Regions from separate parts of the Homo sapiens genome. Here region 1 is linked to region 2. The links are chromatin loops, found by intact Hi-C in ENCODE. Cell type or tissue: breast epithelium. All regions are shown on one strand. Each heading gives the region's core, and the rest is flanking DNA. Links, peaks and the distances in the headings are about the cores only.

Region 1 (8,336 bases), core at 1-8,000, 220 kb before region 2:
ACTTACACATGCACACTCACATACAATCACAATTGCCCTTCTGATTTCAGAAATGGTTCCAGCACAGCCATTTGGTTTACAAATAGGGAGCTTAAAATCTAAAGCTAAGGGTTTGACCCCAAAATAATACTTAGCACACACACACTTTATATCAGTAGTTAGCCCAGAAACACTTTATGATATAATGCCTAATAGCTCACTAAATGGCTTTTCAGTAAAAATTATTAAAATATGATCAGTGAATGTCAAGCCAGTAAATAGCAACAATATTACACCTAGTTGTTCAAGCCAAAAAAAAAAATTCCTTATCCTTTGCCACATCAAAACTGTTGGCATTCTTATTTTCTCTACTTCAAAATAGATTCCAAATCTGGCCACCTCTCACTGTCTCTATTCCTACTACCCTAGGCCTTGCAGCATTATTTCTTTCCTTGTCTCCCGGCTTCTACTCTCACACTTTTAGAATCCATACCTTATGCAGCAGCCAAAGAAATTTGTTTAAATGTAAATCAGATCACATCCTTCCCATTAAGGTTAATAATTCTTATAGGTCATTTAACACACTTATGTCTTAGATTCACTACTTCCCATCAGATCTCCATCATCCCCCCATTGCGTAGATGAGCTGAGTTGTCCTGCTGCTGTGTTTTCCAAACTCACTTCTTATTCCTCTTACTTCTGGAGCCTGGTTCCTTGAACAGAGCCTGGCTCCTAGCTTGGGTCCTTTCCACATTCTGTTCCCTCTGCCTGGAACACTAGCCTGATTTCCCTGTGGTTGTCTCCTTGATACTATCTGGGTCTCATTGGAAAAGACACTTCCTCACAAGGACCACTCAGAGAAATGGTCACCATCCTCAGGCATTATTGCATCCCCGCTTGCCTGGCTTCACAGCCCTCACTGCTGTTTGATGGTATCTCGGTCATTTCTTTGTCTCCCTGCTGCTTACTGTCTGCCTCCCCCAGTCTAGAATATAAGCCCAGTGAGGGCAGGAATTTTGTCTTATTTACTGCTGAGAATAGTGTCTGAAGCATATTTTTGCTGAATAAGCATGTGTTGAGTGCCTGCTATGGACAAATATGAGGGTAAGCTCTCTAGATGGATTACCTTATTGAATACTTCCCCCAATTTTTGAGGTGGGTAAAGTCAGTATCCCTGTGTACACAGAGGGAATATGAAACAGAACAGTTAAGTCACTTGCCTGATCAGATGGCAATTGAATGATAATGTCTGTAATTTATAAACCAAGTCTATTGAGGTATAATTTATTGACAGTAAGATGTTCCCATTGTAAGTGTGAAGACAAACAGGTTTTGACAAATCTATGCACCTGTGTAAACACAATTAAAATATAGACTATTTTCATCAACCCAGAGGGTTCCCTTCTTCCGTTTCCAAAGTTGCCTCCCACCAACCCTGGTCTCTGGCAATAAATGATCTGCTTTCTGTCATTATAGATTTAATACAGTATGTACTTCCTTGTGACATCTGTAGTTAAACTCTTATTAGAAACAATACTTGGCTACTTTGTCCCGAAAGTCATTTCTAAAGTTGCCATTGTCTTTGATGCAGGAACAGGTGACATTCAGAAGTTTAGATCAAAATTCTATATATTCCAAAATTTTTATAATAAAGGCTAATTATGCCAACGTGTATATAAATTAATAAAAATAGGCCAAGTGCAGTGGCTCACGCCTGTAATCCCTGCACTTTGGGAGGCCAAGGTGGACGGATCACCTGAAGTTGGGAGTTCAAGACCAGCCTGACCAACATGGAGAAACCCCATCTCTACTAAAAATACAAAATTAGCCAGGTGTGGTGGTGCATGCCTATAGTCCCAGCTATTCAGGAGGCTGAGGCAGGAGAATTGCTTGAACCCGGGAGGCAGAGGTTGCAGTGAGCCAAGATCGCACCATTGCACTCCAGCCTGGGCAACAAGAGCGAAACTCCGTCTCAAAAAACAAAAATTAATAAAAATATACCAGCCATAACTTATTTAAGTTGAAAAACACTCAAAAATGAAACAAACTAGATTCAAATTCTGGTTTTGCCTCTTACTAGGTTTTGTGGCTTTGGACTAGTTTTTCACATACCAAGCCTGTTTTCTCATCTGCATGAAAAATAGAGGTTATTATAAACACGTGGCAGAGATGGTAAAAGGTTATGAGAGATCATGTAATTAACATAAAGCGCAAGTGTCTACACATAACAGGCCATTGATAGCCATAGTGCACTATTCTTTCTATTCCAGAAGCTGGACCATACTGCCTTAAATTATTTTCAAAGTATCACAATTGCCTATGGAGACTCAGGCATCTCTGTAAAGTAGATTAAGTAATTATCCCTCAGATTGTTCAGATGGAGAAGCCAAAGCAAAGAACAGTCAAAGCAACTTCCACAGGCTGCAAACAGAGTTGTTGGCAGAGTAAGGTCAAGAACTCAAGATTTTTCTAAAGAATCTCAAAGTAATTCATGTACTTTATTCATTGCCACTATAGTCCTGCTAAGCTGGTAGGAGGAAACTGCTGTCACTGCATTTGGTAAATGGTGAATCTAAGACATATGAATGCTAAATGACCTATAAGAATTATTAATGTTAAACAATGACAGAGCAAGGACTAAAACCTTAGCCTATGGATCTGCCATTTTCTTAACACTGAACTTCCCTATCCCACAAACTTTTAAACTGGAGCTCTACAAAAATGAATTACTGATCAGCACACTCAGAAAAAAAAAATGAAGAGAACAGAGAGACAGAAGGGAAATGGAAAGAACTCTTAGGAAATTTGACGGAATAAAGATAAACACTGAAAATGGTAGAAGTTGTGAATATGGCCCATATGTTCTTCTGGAGCCTGAAATTACCAAGACAAATAGGTGGGAATATATGACTGCTAGACAGACAATGTACCAGAGATATCCATCTAGGGATATAGTAATCAAAGTGTTATCAAGAAACGTGTCTTCAGGATCATGGAGAATATGCTATTCTGATGATGACTCAGAAATTTCAAAATTCTTGGTTTGTGCCTGCATAAAATGAGTTATTGGCTTGAAACAGAACAGAGAAGACAGACTTGCAATGCAGAAAATATTTTACTCCTTTTTAACTAGCTCTTTGCAAAAGAATGTTATGATAGTTGGTGAAGAAGCACTTTCTAAAATAAGAATATCTGTTTTGGGCACAGAACAATTCTTAATATTTCCATGTTTTAAAAGCAGTAGTTTTCCAGCACTGTTTAAAAATTAATAACTATGATGTTCCAGAATTCTTGTGCCTCCTTTCTGAAGACAGACTGGGGAGGAGGCTTTTGCCGATATTAAGTCATGAGCTATATAAGGCATACCTCTTGAATACTTGCTGGCACTGACTTAATTCTACTGTCTACATGATAACCTACATTTTTTTCCCCTTTAAGATACAGCAGAGTGAAGGCAATACCTTTATCTTTTTGATGGAGATAGAGAATTTCATTTTCTAGAGAGATACTTTCTGAGAATTTCTAAGGACACTTAATTCCCAGGAGGGCTTAATGAACACCACAGGTCAAGGACAATTTAAATATGTCAAGCACAATTTAAGAACAGTCCTGCCTAGAGGCAGAATGACACATCTTAGTGGGAGGTGTTTGAATTATGCTGGAATTCAGAACATGCGATGACGCACTATAGTATTTACTTCAGTTCTTTCCTACCCCTGACTCTTAAGTAATCAAAAGAGAAAAACAACATTTCACGTTTCTTCATGCTTGGGCTGTGTGGGCTGTGTGGGCTGTGTGGGCTCTGTGTGTGTGTGTGTGTGTGTGTGTGTGTGTGTATTGGAGAGAGAATGTCTTCCCTCCTTATGGAAGTAGCATGACACTCTTAGAGTTTGAGCTTCAGAGTTCAACTTTCACAATTGGTCTAAGACAGAAAAGATAACTGGAAAAAGATAGATACTTAGCAAAACTGAAAAATCAGCAAAAAGAATCAACAATGTCTTTTTATGGGACCACAGGTACCCTTCTTCCCCAGTGTGTGACTTTGTGAAATCTCTTATATATGCTCTGTTTTCCCCAACCTAACGACCACACTCCACCACTTCACCCACATTAAATGGCACCCCATCCAAAAACCATAAACTTGAACTTTCCTGAGCTCTTGTTAAAGGATTGAACTAGGCCCTTTCCCCTTCAAGGCACAATGGCATGTGATTGCAAATGTATCCAATTTGGCTTGCATAGCATCTTGTCAGATCCGATTCAGTGCCACTCATTAAAAACAAAGAGTGCTCACCTCTAATCTGAATTTTGTACTTTTTGAGAAGAACTGGAAGATCTGAAGATACTGGGCTCACCATCCTGAAAGGCAACAGCCTCCAAGAGAGGAGTCTCTCCTGCCCCTTTAGACAGGTCATGCGCATTGCTGTTTACCAACTTCCCAGAGGGCTCCCTCTATGTTTGTTACTGTTGACTGCAGGGAGGGGTGCGTGGTTAGGGACTTTCAGTCAATGCCAGCATGTGGCCCATGAGAACAGAGAGGGTGGCCCCCCTTTAGAAGCACAGAGGGGAGCGGGGTGCAGTAATGTGCACATGTAGCTCTAGTCACTTGCTGGGAGGGAGACTGAGGCCGGAGGATCATTTGAACACAGGAGTTCAAGGCCAGTCGGACAACATAGTGAGACCCAGTCTTTAAAAAAAGTTATATATAAAAATAAAGAAAAAAAAGGTTATACAGAAGCACAGAGAGGAGTCGAGAGGCCTGGTGAAGTTGCCTCTCATGCTGCAAGGTGTGTCACTGCTGGCTGTACACCTATAGGCACAACTAAGTGTCCACAGATTGGGGGAGTTCTTTTTTTGTTTGTTTTGTTGTTTTATCATAGAGAAAAAACTAAACTCAAATAACCAAAGAAATCCAAGACCAAAACTGCCCATATCCCCATCATCTAAACAAAGCAGTGCTGGTTTTTGTGTTGTTGTTGTTTTTTTTTTTTTTTTGAGAAGGAGTTTCACTCTTGTCACCCAGGCTGGAGTGCAATAGCACAAATGCAACCTCCACCTCCCAGATTCAAGCAATTCTCCTGCCTCAGCCTCCTGAGTAGCTGGGATTACAAGTGTGCGCCACCACACCTGGCTAATTTTTGTATTTTTAGTAGAGATGGGGGTTTCACCACGCTGGTCAGGCTGGTCTCGAACCCCTGACCTCAGGTGATCCACCCACATCAGCCTTCCAAAGTGCTGGGATTATAGGTGTGAGCTACTGCACCCAGCCCAGTGCTCTCTTTTAACCACGTTACCTTGAAACCATGTTCATAGGAACATTCAAAGATGACCTATTTGTGGCAATGTCGGAGGCCTGACTGTGATATATTGCATATGTTCCGTTTACATCACACTAGGAACCTATCATTTTCCACAGCTTTTTTATCCTTTTCTCCCCAAAGTACCTAAGGTAACCCCACAAACATGACAGCATCTATGCATCTATAAATGTAGATATAGGAGCATTTTGTTAGGAGAAAATGGGGTCCTGCTATATATATATATATATATATATATACTTCTCTGCAGCATGCTTTTCTCATGTAACAATACAACATAGATAAGAGGAAGTTTATGTCACTGAAAAACCCTTTGACAAAGTTTTACAGAGAGTCCCAGGAAGCCTTTTACCTCTTCATAGATGTTCTGTTAAGACCTCTTTGTCTGCTCCTAACTGATGAGCAGGTCCCCCTGAGGTGAGCAGACACACAGGAGTTAGACTCACCCCAGGCATGGCTCACTGGGAAAGCCATGTTATTAAAAGCCATGTTATTAAAAGTCAGATCGACCTAAGTTTGAATCCTTCCTCTGCCACTTACTGGCTCTGTCACCCTTGGGTGCAGTATTGTTTCAGACAGTAAGCTAGCTTGGAGCACCTCACCAAGGTGCAGCAGCTGAAGAGCTACTCAAACCTGATGCAGGCCCATACTCAATTAACTTACCCAGGACTTAGCCATAAGAAAAACTCAGAACATAAGCTAATGTTTTAATTCTAGCATACACATGAATGTTTCGTGTTATGAATTATTCTTATTTTGAATTATATAGGGGGGTTACCATAATCTTTTTGGTGTTTAGCTATTCTAAGGATCTTCATCATGCTCCATTTTGGGAGGCAGGGGTGGGTCTCTAATGAAATAAAGGCCTTTTTTGTCTCAAAAACAAGCTAATTAGCAGTTGGTCTCATGGTGCTATTGTGAAGACTGCAGGAGACAGATATATGAAAAGTGTTCTGCTCCATCCAGGCACAGTAGGTATTCCATAATATTCTCTTCAGAGTACAGTCCCTGTTGCCTTCCCATTTCTGCCCATTTTCCCCACCAATAGCCCTCAAGGTTTGACTCCTGAAAGCACCTTCCTTAGTAAAGTTTTCTTTTTCTCTCTCTTTCCCTTATCTTCTTCAAATCCTTCACAAAGTTATCATTATTTTCCACACTTACTGATATCCTGATCTCCACTGCAAGTCTGAAAGCTCCTTGAAGGAAGGAACTGGTTTGCAGGCACTGGACAAAGAAAAAGAAGCCTCCAAGTCTAAATGTTGAACCAGGCCAGGCGCGATGGCTCACACCTGTAATCCCAGCATTTTGGAAGGCCAAGGCAGGGAGATCACTTGAGGTCAGGAGTTTGAGACCAGCCTGGCCAACATGATGAAACCCTGTCTCTACTAAAAAAATAAAAATAAAAATAAATACAAAAATTAGCGGGCGTGGTGGCATGTGCCTGTAGTCCCAGCTACTAGGGAGGCTGAGGCAGGAGAATCTCTTGAACCCAGGAGGCAGAGGTTGCAGTGAGCTGAGATCGAGCCACTGCACTCCAGCCTGGGCGACAGAGAGAGAGTCCATCTCAGAAATAAATAAATAAATAAATAAATAAATAAATAAATAAATAAATAAATAAAGTTGAACCAGTTACTGTCCTAAACTGTTAGATGTATGCTGGCATCCCTGCCCTTCCTTTCTTACCTTTGGCTGCCTCTGGCTATTTTCCCTGCTTATAGGCAGCCTCTTTCTTAGCTCAGTGCAGTACAAGTGTTAAATGCCTCATTAGCACTTTTTTTTTTTTTTTTTAGTGACTCAGAACAGTAGATGCCCTCAGGTGGCTCCTAAGACCAAAGGCACAGCTCAGGCTGTGGCAATAGAGCAGGAGCCTATGTGGACTCTGGACTCTCACATTTGTGCAAAACCCAAGAAGACTGCCACTTTCCTTCTGTCCTAGCTCTTCCAAAAGCCTTCATTTGGGGCTTTACCCAGCTTCCAAGTTGTACAACCTACCTTTTTTTTTTTAACTTTTCAAGGCCAAAATATATTCTGTACGCACTGTTTAAAATAAATTACAGCTTTAAACATTCAACGGAGTATCTCTGTAGCTTTCTAGTTGTTCAAAATAAAATTAAGTAGACATGCAAAAATAAAAGGGATTTTAAGGGAAAAAAATACTCATTGCTGTAATTTGTCTCCTAAATAATGACAATAGATGAGCTATAGCCTCTTTTGTCTGAAATTTCAGCTGTCTTTGTTTACTTCATGACACAGGGCCCAAGACCTACATTATTGCATTAAGTTTGCAAAGCTATCAAGATGCCCTTGAGTAAGATTCATCATCTTGTCCTAAATTCTCCACACGCTCCACTAAAAGCCTAGTGGCAGACTGAAGGGATTGTCAGAAAGCATAAAAGACAAAATAAAAATTTTATGCTCTTTTAGGCAAGTGAAGATTTACCCTGTAGCAATTTCTGATATTAACTCATTAATCCTCACAACCTATCTTGAGGATAGATTTTAGAAAGGAACAGCCCTTGTCATCTTACTTGCCTTCAAAACTTGTACCAAACAGAGAGCTGGTTCTTTCCTTGGTCTTGGTCTGAACATCTCTGCAGAGCCCAGGAGGAGTGGGAGAGAGGGACAGATGGAATTCAGAAGCACCTCTCTGACTCCCTTCTTCTCTTATTACCAGGACAGGTCATCATGTGGAACCCCATGCTGGGTCTAAAACTTTTGGTCGCCATCTTGAAATCCTTAATGAATGGTGATCAAGGACTCCTGCATTTCCATTTTTCACTGGGCCCCACAAATTAGTAGCCAGTCCTGCTGTCACTCATCCCAGAATAAAAGATATCAGTAGTATAGCATGTGGGCCAACACATGTTCCCTTGATCTCCACACTGATGGTAACAATATAGTAGCAAAGTCCATATTTCTCATTAGTACTGTAGTTTTTCTCTGCTTGTACAAAATTGAATTGGGCTATGTGCTTAGAATTTTATCTAAAACATAAGACAAGATATCAGTTTGCCTTCTTAAGTCTATTTATGTTACATT
Region 2 (8,339 bases), core at 317-8,316:
TACTTTACAAATATACAATCTCTATAATATTCAGCATGAAGAAAATTCCAGAAAGGAATGCATTAAAAGTCAAAATGTGATTGCTACCTTTTCTTATCTAAAAAGTGCAAGTGTTACATGGTTATCAGGAAAAAAAATGAACATTAATATTTGTCCATTCATCATGAGTCAGGCTGGCTTTTTACATCTATTTTCCCAACTAACGCCCACAACAAGCTTTAGATGTAGCTATTATCTTGTCCTATTTATAAATAAGGAAGCAAGTTTTAGAGAAATTAAGGGACTGTCCCAGGGTCATACAACTAAACAGCAGCAAAAGTAGGATTTCAGTTCTGTTTTACTCTCAGCTGAGAGGTCTTTGCACTACAACACAACCTGTCATACAAATTATTTATGTTGGCATCCATATATGCCTCTGTGACAAGATTATTTACTGAGATATTGATTTATAATTGTTTCCTGATTCCAAATGAGACTAGAAGAAAGGTATTTTCCCCTCCCTAAATCAAAACTGTGGAGGGGTACATGCCTGAGACAGGAGAGATTCGTAGGGTGGAGGTGATCCTTTACAAGTGGGGAAGACCTGAGTTTGCAGGAAGTGGGTGTGGATACTGGGCTCCCAGGGAAGCCGCCACCCCAGGCATCTAGCCCAAAGATCCTGCTGCCTCAGCTTAGCACATGGTGAGTGAGGCGGCCCACCTCTGAAATAAGGTACCCTAAGATTATTCAGAGCATAACTTGAAAAATCTCTAATCGAAAGAATTAAAATAATGACCTTTTATCAGGTCAGGACTCAGACTTGGCAATACGGAGTTTGCTCAGACACAGGTACAACTTCTGCCTTGAGGCATTGAAATCTTTGGTCCCATGCTAGAGAATTGATCCCCATTGGCAGGGACAGAATGGGATGCAAAATGTAGCAAGTACTCCAACAGTGACCTGGTGGGGTTTCTTTCAGAAGCTTTTCCTGGCGCAGTACAGCTGCCCTTTAGAATGGCAAGAGTTGACCACCAACCAGAAAGAAGCCCTGATTCCACCAAGCCTGCGGGCCACATCTGTTGCAACAGGAGCCACTTTTCAGTCCCATCAGCTCCTTCTCTTCTAGCTATGACTTTTATCATGGGCTCCACTTCAATCATTAGCAATAAATAGAAAATACCCAAAAGCCCCAAAATAAAGGTCCCCTTTTCATTTAAAACATTCAGATTTCATTGCTTGTGCTGTGGCTAACATCAAGTCACAAAGTGGCAGGGCAGTTCCCCAAGCCCGTTCTGCTTCCAAGCTTGTTAAACTTTGGAATGGGTTTTGTCCTTTGGGTGTGCATGTGTTTTAAAGCTGTTTTATGACACATTGTCGGGAACTCAGGTACTGGACCTCTTTAACTCCAGCTTTCAGCAGCTGCCTTTGCACTTCCCTTTCACATAATTAAACACCCTATGGTACTTAACAGAGTAATAAGTAGCACATCAATAAAGCAATAAATAATTGTATTCAGGCAAACTCCAGAGCCATCATCCATTAACCAGAGCTGTGAGCAATACTTTTGATTAATCAGTAAGGTTATATAATAGCAAAGCAAAAGTCAGTCAAGGCTTGGGCAAGAATCAACCAGACTTCCAAGCCATGAAGAAGTCTTATCTCTGAGGTAACCTGCAGGGAGGCTATCAATTGGAAGCATTAACCCAGAGAGTAACTGAAGCAGCAGGAAGTCCCACCTCCAGAAACTAGTTAAAAACAAAGAAACAGGATGATCTGGCTGAGGCAGGAGGGCTGCCTACTGAGAATATGGAGTAAAGGGCCTATAAAAGCAAAATGTTCTGACTTCAGAGAACAAATACTTGCAGCTGAGCTGAAGAGCAAAGGAGAATCAGGATGGACCTGGAACTCCATCCATGAGTCTGAGGGAAACTTCTGCAGATACGATGCTGTCTGGGAGGAGTGCTTATTCAGCCTCCCACCGAGAAGTATAGGAATGTTGTTATTAGACCACGGCTCTGTAGGCCAACACCAGCACAGGGCTGGGTGACTATGCTTAGAGCCCTCAGAATCACCTGTGGAGCTTTTTATTCTTAACAATAGCTTGCCTGGATCTCACAAACCCAAATCTCTGGAGGCAGGGCCCAGGAACCTGTATTTCTAACGAGCTCCCCAGGTGGTTCCACTGCACAGCCAATGTGGAGAACCTCTGGTTTGGTGACAATAATGGAGGACCCCTATAGACCTAGCCAGCTGGGCCAGCCTTGCCATGTGTGGCCACGAGGCTGCTGTCAAGATCCTCAGCTTGACACTTGAAACAGATCTTAGGCAGTCCAGATTTGTAAATGCACCATGAGTTTGTTTATACCAGTAGTCACTAGACTCAGAAGAGGCGCCCATGGTGCACCTGATCAAGGCTTGTGCCCAGGTTTCAGTGCGCTAACATGTTCCCCAAGGGAGTCAGAGAAAACTAGCCCAATACCAGTCATGTTGAGAAGCATTCATTCCATCCTCAAAATACTGAGGGCCTACTATGTGCAGGCACTCTTTTAAACACAGGGGATTCATCAAGAATGAAAACAAAACTCTCTCCTCAGAAGGAGCTTCATTCCAATGGGACCCCAGAGTTTTCTGGGTGTCTCAGGGCACAAGAGGATTGGGACTGAGCCAGTAGAGGTTTGCACACTCGAACTGCACTGCAACAAGACAGCATGTTTTTGTTATAGAAATTTTAAGCACATGTGAAAGTAGAGAGTGGTATAATGAATCCCCACCACGTACCTCTCACCTAGTGCCCACAGTTACCAATTCATGGCCAATCTCCTTTCATACCCACCTTCACCCTCATTACCCAGATTATTTTGAAGAAAAACCCAGACATCATATTGTTTTATCTGCGAATACTGTCAGTATGTATCTCTAAGACATGGATAATCTTTAAAAAAAAATAATCACCACATACCCTTATCCCACTTAAAATGTTAACACTAATTTCATAATCTTCAATTTAGTCAGTGTTAACATTTTCCCAACTGTCTCACAGTTTAAAGTATGTATTTTCAAATGAAGATCAAATAAGGTCCATACGTTGAAATTAGTTGATACATCTCTTAAGTCTCTCTTAATCTAAAGCTGCCCCCACCCCTGCTTCAATCATGTCCTTTGTTCTGTAGAGTCTGGATTTTGCTGACTGCATCCCCGTGGTATCACTTAACATATTTCACTTTTGTTCAGTGTATTTCCTGTCATATGGTAGTTATAGCCAGAGGTTTGCTCAGAGTTGGTTTTGATTTTTTTGGCAAAAGTATTTCAAAGGTCTATCAGGCTTTTCATGTCTACTGGATGTTGATCTCTTTGTGATGTTGGCAGCCATGTATGATCATTTTCTAGATCCTTTACTTCATTAGGAGCTCATGAAACAATTGTAAACCACTAGGAAGATTCATTAGGATCATTAGGTGAGATCCCTATTTCAATTGGTGATATTCTAATTTTAATAGCTTTATCAGCTAAAATACTGCTATGATGAAAACTTCTCATCAGCTCTCTGGTTACCCTGAGGTATAGGAAAAGCAAAATAAATGATTTATTTCTTTATTTGTCAGTTTTCAAAATAAGTTGGTTCCTTAGCATCATCCAAAGATTTTTGTTAAGTGTCATTATGAACCCATGAACTTAAGCAGCTCGCAACTTTTTAAGCAGCTCACAACTGACATCCTTCTTTGAGTCTCTTACATATATAGCCTGTCTTTGTCCAGTGGGAACTGACTCAGACTGGCTCCTGGATCCTTGAAATATGACCCTTCTAGTCTTTGATATCTTTCTTGCTAGTATGTCAAGATGTTCTCGGTGCTTCTTGTACCTTTCCTGCCCCAGATCTGGAATTAGCCATTTTTCCAAAGGGCCCTGGCTTATTTTTAGTCAGCAATGGTATTTAAAGACCACATTCTGCAGTCCCACTTTTATCTATTGTAGTTATTGAGGTTTGACATGAGAGTCCCATTGAATAAAAGGTTTTGCTACTTAAACATTTCTTTGAAAGTCATTTGTCTTTGGAAGAAAAAATTAATAAAGGGTTAATTTGAATATATTAGGAGTTCCTACAAATTAATTAAAAAACACAAATAATGATAAAAAATAGGCAAGATATTTGAATAGGCAATTGAGAGAAAAGTAAATACAAGTGTACAATAAACATAGAAAAATGTTCAACCTTCTAGCTGTCATGTAATTACAAATTAAATCACTAATGAGATACGAATTTTCAGCCTTCGGTCTGGCAAAAATATTTAAATTTGAGAGTTACATTTTAAGAGGTACCAGAGCTAACAAAAATGGGGATCAAACACTGATATTGAGAATGTTAATTAACCCATCTTTTTGGAAAATAAAATTTTTAATATATACCCTTTGACCTTGTAATCCCAATTCTAGGAATCCAGCTTACAGAAATGAAAACAAAAATATTTTACATATATATATATGGATTTTGTTGCAGCATTGTTTACAACAAAATTTTAAAAACCATTATTAAGGCACTGGTTGAATAAATTATAATACACAATACAATTTTTTTTTTTTTTTTTTTTTGCGACAGAGTTTCGCTCTTGTTGCCCAGGCTGGAGTGCAATGGCGCAATCTTGGCTCACCACAACCTCTGCCTCCTGGGTTCAAGCGATTCTCCTGCCTCAGCCTCCCAAGTAGCTGGGATTACAGGCATGGGCCACCACGCCCGGTTAATTTTGTATTTTTAGTATAGACAGGGTTTCTCCATGTTGGTCAGGCTGGTCTTAAACTCCCGATCTCGCGTGATCCGCCCGCCTTGGCCTCACAAAGTGCTGGGATTACAGGCATGAGCCACTGTGCCCAGCCCACATTATAAAATTTTATGCAGCTATTTTTTAAATGTTACAAATTTATATCTATCAGTATGTAAAAATACCCACCATATAGCCATAGCTTCAGAATATTACATATAGAAAGATAACATCTATATGTATATATTCATGTATACACATGATAGGTAGACAGCAAGGCAGACAAACAGGCTTAAAAATAACTCAGAAAAGATGCATGGCAAAATGTTCAAAGTGGGTAGCTTTGGTAGCTGAGATGGGAACATCATTTTTAAATTTAATGTTTAATTCCATATAATTAATAAAAAGTGATGGCCATATGAGGAGTTTTTTGGTTTTTTGTTTGTTTGTTTGTTTGTTTGTTTGTTTGTTTTTTAAGACGGAGTCTCACTCTGTCCCCCAGGCTGGAGTGCAGTGGCGTGATCTCAGCTCACTGCAAGTTCCGCCTCCCAGGTTCACGCCACTCTCCTGCCTCAGCCTCCTGAGTAGCTGGGACTACAGGCGCCCGCCACCACGCCCGGCTAATTTTTTGTATTTTTAGTAGAGACGGGGTTTCACCGTGTTAGCCAGGATGGTCTCGATCTCCTGACCTCATGATCCACCCGTCTCAGCCTCCCAAAGTGCTGGGATTACAGGCATGAGCCACCGCGCTCAGCCCAATATGAGAAGTTTTAACTCTTTTTCTGTTTTCAATATAATATCCACCCCTAAAAACAGAAGAAAAAGAAAGCCCACAATATCAGCACTGGTTGAGACATTTATCAAAGAGCTTGATATGGATCAATCAAATCCCTTCTTCCTAAACCCATCACAGGTACATATGGGAGAGCATTTGTGCTCAAGAGTAATTGCTACTCACTTCCACCTTGGTATTTGCTCCATTATTTCTTAGCTTCTTGGCCCTCAAAGCCTCTATGATCACAGTAAGATTTTCCACAAGCCCCTTTTTCGCTTGGGCTGAGGTGCCTTTCTGTTTAGGTCTCTGGGAAACTGTTCCCCCAAAAAATGTTGTCTTTGACAACTAAGGAAGTTTCAGAGGATTGGATGCTGAGTGCTGCTGCTAACCTGTAAATCTGTACCCCATTCCTGGCTTCCTGGGCTTCTCCCCAAGGCACACAGTCACTGATCTCCACGGGCAAATCAAATGAAATCTTTACCAAGGCTTTGAGAAAATTGTTAAAAAGAATATAAAATGTAATCAGAAGCACGAGAAAAGCTAGTGACTGGCATTAAGTGCTCTCCATTAGGTACGTAATGGCCTGTCCTGGCTTCCCCTCCAAGTCCCATACATTTATTGCTGGACAATGTGCATGTGTGGCCTATCATTCTCCTTGAGCATTTACAGAGCCTTGATCATCACACATGAGCTTAGCCTGGTCCCACACACCAGGGATCAGGGTCTTACCCCCAGGATAGGGACCTAAATGCTATATTGCAGGGTGAGCCAGAGCAGCATTCCTGAATGTTGACACTCCTAACAATATTTGATCTCTTCCTTCTTGCCATTCCAAGGGCAATAACTTCTCAGATATTTCCCCTTTGACTTAGGATCAGTAGCATTATCTCCTTGCTGTGCACTTCTCTTTGAGTCCCAATCCCCCATCTATTTACAAAAGACCAGATAAGATCAGCAACTTGCCCAATGCTGTTCCAATTCCTTTCACAAGACCCCAGCCCTTTTCATCACCTTTTTCTCAACTTGCCTCCAGCCCTTGTGGAAGAGGTGATGAAGCCATTCCCTTGAATGGTTGGAGCACCTGCTATAGACAGTTCCAGGTGCTGTCTCTGTCCAAGCTCCTAACTTTTCATCTCATAGAACATTGGGGCATTTTGGATCTAGAAGGAAACTGTAGATTACAAGCTGGTTCAGCCTCTTATTAAACACCTGAAGAAGTAATTAGGTGTCCATGACTTGCAAAATATCATACTGTAGCGAGGGTTATTAACCCACTAAAATGTGGTTTTCTAGATGTGGTCTAAGCACGTATTTCACTCCACCATGTAAATTCAACTCCATCTCTAGTCTTTCCTTTTGTTTAAACGTTTTTATATTTCTTTCACCCATTTGGTTCATTTTCAGTTCTTTTGACCCTCAGTACACCTCCACATTGTCTCTTACAACTAAAGCAAATTTCCAGACCCACTTTTTTTTTTTTTTTTTTTTAAGACAGAGTATCACTCTGTTGCCCAGGCTGGAGTGGACTGGTGTGATCTCGGCTCACTGCAACCTCCGCCCCCTGGGTTCAAGCAATGTTTATCCCCAGCCTCCCAAGTAGCTGGGATTACAGGCATGCACCACCATACCCAGCTAAAGTTTGTATGTTTAGTAGAGACAGGATTTCACCATGTTGGCCAGGCTGGCCTTCTGGGATTACAGGCATGAGCCACAGCACCTGGCCTGGCTCACTTTCAATATGTCCTTTCTACCAATAAGCATTGTCAAAATTCATTCCCCTCCCTACCGGCAAAACCCTTTGTGAGCCTCCCTTTCCTTTTATGATGATATAGCTGAGGGTGATACCTGAGGAACAGAAAAAAGTTATGACTTCTTGGAATGCTTTTCCTTTTGCATATCTGGAAAATAGCAAATTCCTACATATGCTTCAATTCCCTACTCAATTAATCTCCTCTTAGTTTTCCCTGCCATGCCCTTTGCTCTTCAGACCTTTTTCTTTCCTTTGTGCTATATTTTCACCATGTTGGCCTCTTCTGCTAGAGTATGAACTCATCAAGCAAGAGATCTCATCTCACTCTTTTTTAGCACCCCTGTAGCCCAGTATGGTGTCTGGCATAGAATAAATGCTTGATAAATGCTTATAGAAATAAAATAAAATCAATATCAACCATCTCTCCTAAAGAACTCTTTATTTTTCCCTATATTTATTTTCTTCTTTCTTTCTCTTTTTTTTTTTTTTTTTTTTTTTTGACACAGAGTCTCACTCTGTCACTCATGCTGGAGTGCAAGGCATAATCTAGGCTCACTGCAACCTTTGCCTTACCTCAAGTGATTCTCCTGCCTCAACCTCCTGAGTAGCTGGGACTACAGGGGCCCACCACCACACCTGGCTAATTTTTGTATTTTTAGAAGAGACGGGGTCTCACCATGTTGGCCAGGATGGTCTCGAACTCCTGACCTCAAGCCATCCGCCCATTTTGGCCTCCCAAAGTGCTGGGATTACAGGTGTGAGCCGCCATGCCCAGCCTGTATATTTATTTTCTTATCTATTTTATTTATATTTTTCTCTAAGCACTGAATATTTTCTGCCTTAAATTTCACATGCCACCTAAACCTGGTTAAAATTAAAAGCATTTATAATTATGAAATATCATCAAAGAGTGGGCTATTCTCCATAATGAAATTTTCAGTTTTCAGCAATATTTCCTTATTGTAATTAATTGTTGATCATCTTTATAAAGAGCATTACAGACTTTCCTGCTTTCTTTAACAGAGCACAGCATTGTAACATATTGTCTTCCTGATGAGTTAGGCAGTTTTATGCACACCAA

Evidence for each region. Hi-C counts contacts between places; a loop is a spot of excess contacts. Peaks named below come from ENCODE experiments on the same cell type or tissue, not always from the same donor. Only the 100,000 strongest peaks of a DNase experiment are listed, where the experiment ranks them.
Region 1: it touches region 2 in a loop (16-fold over the local background); 5 of 110 quality-filtered maps call a loop at or near these places.

Annotation. Positions count from the first base shown.
Region 1 is chr10:61,625,368-61,633,703 of GRCh38, forward strand. No RefSeq gene overlaps it. Among named protein-coding and RNA genes, the nearest start is that of CABCOCO1, 33 kb to the right of the region's middle. In breast epithelium, for the core only: no CTCF peak of the experiment used is centred there; a DNase peak (open chromatin) is centred at 3,644; H3K27ac peaks cover 1,380 bases.
Region 2 is chr10:61,844,087-61,852,425 of GRCh38, forward strand. All of the region lies in intron 2 of LINC02625 (long intergenic non-protein coding RNA 2625), which reads right to left. Among named protein-coding and RNA genes, the nearest start is that of LINC02625, 20 kb to the right of the region's middle. In breast epithelium, for the core only: no CTCF peak of the experiment used is centred there; no DNase peak of the experiment used is centred there.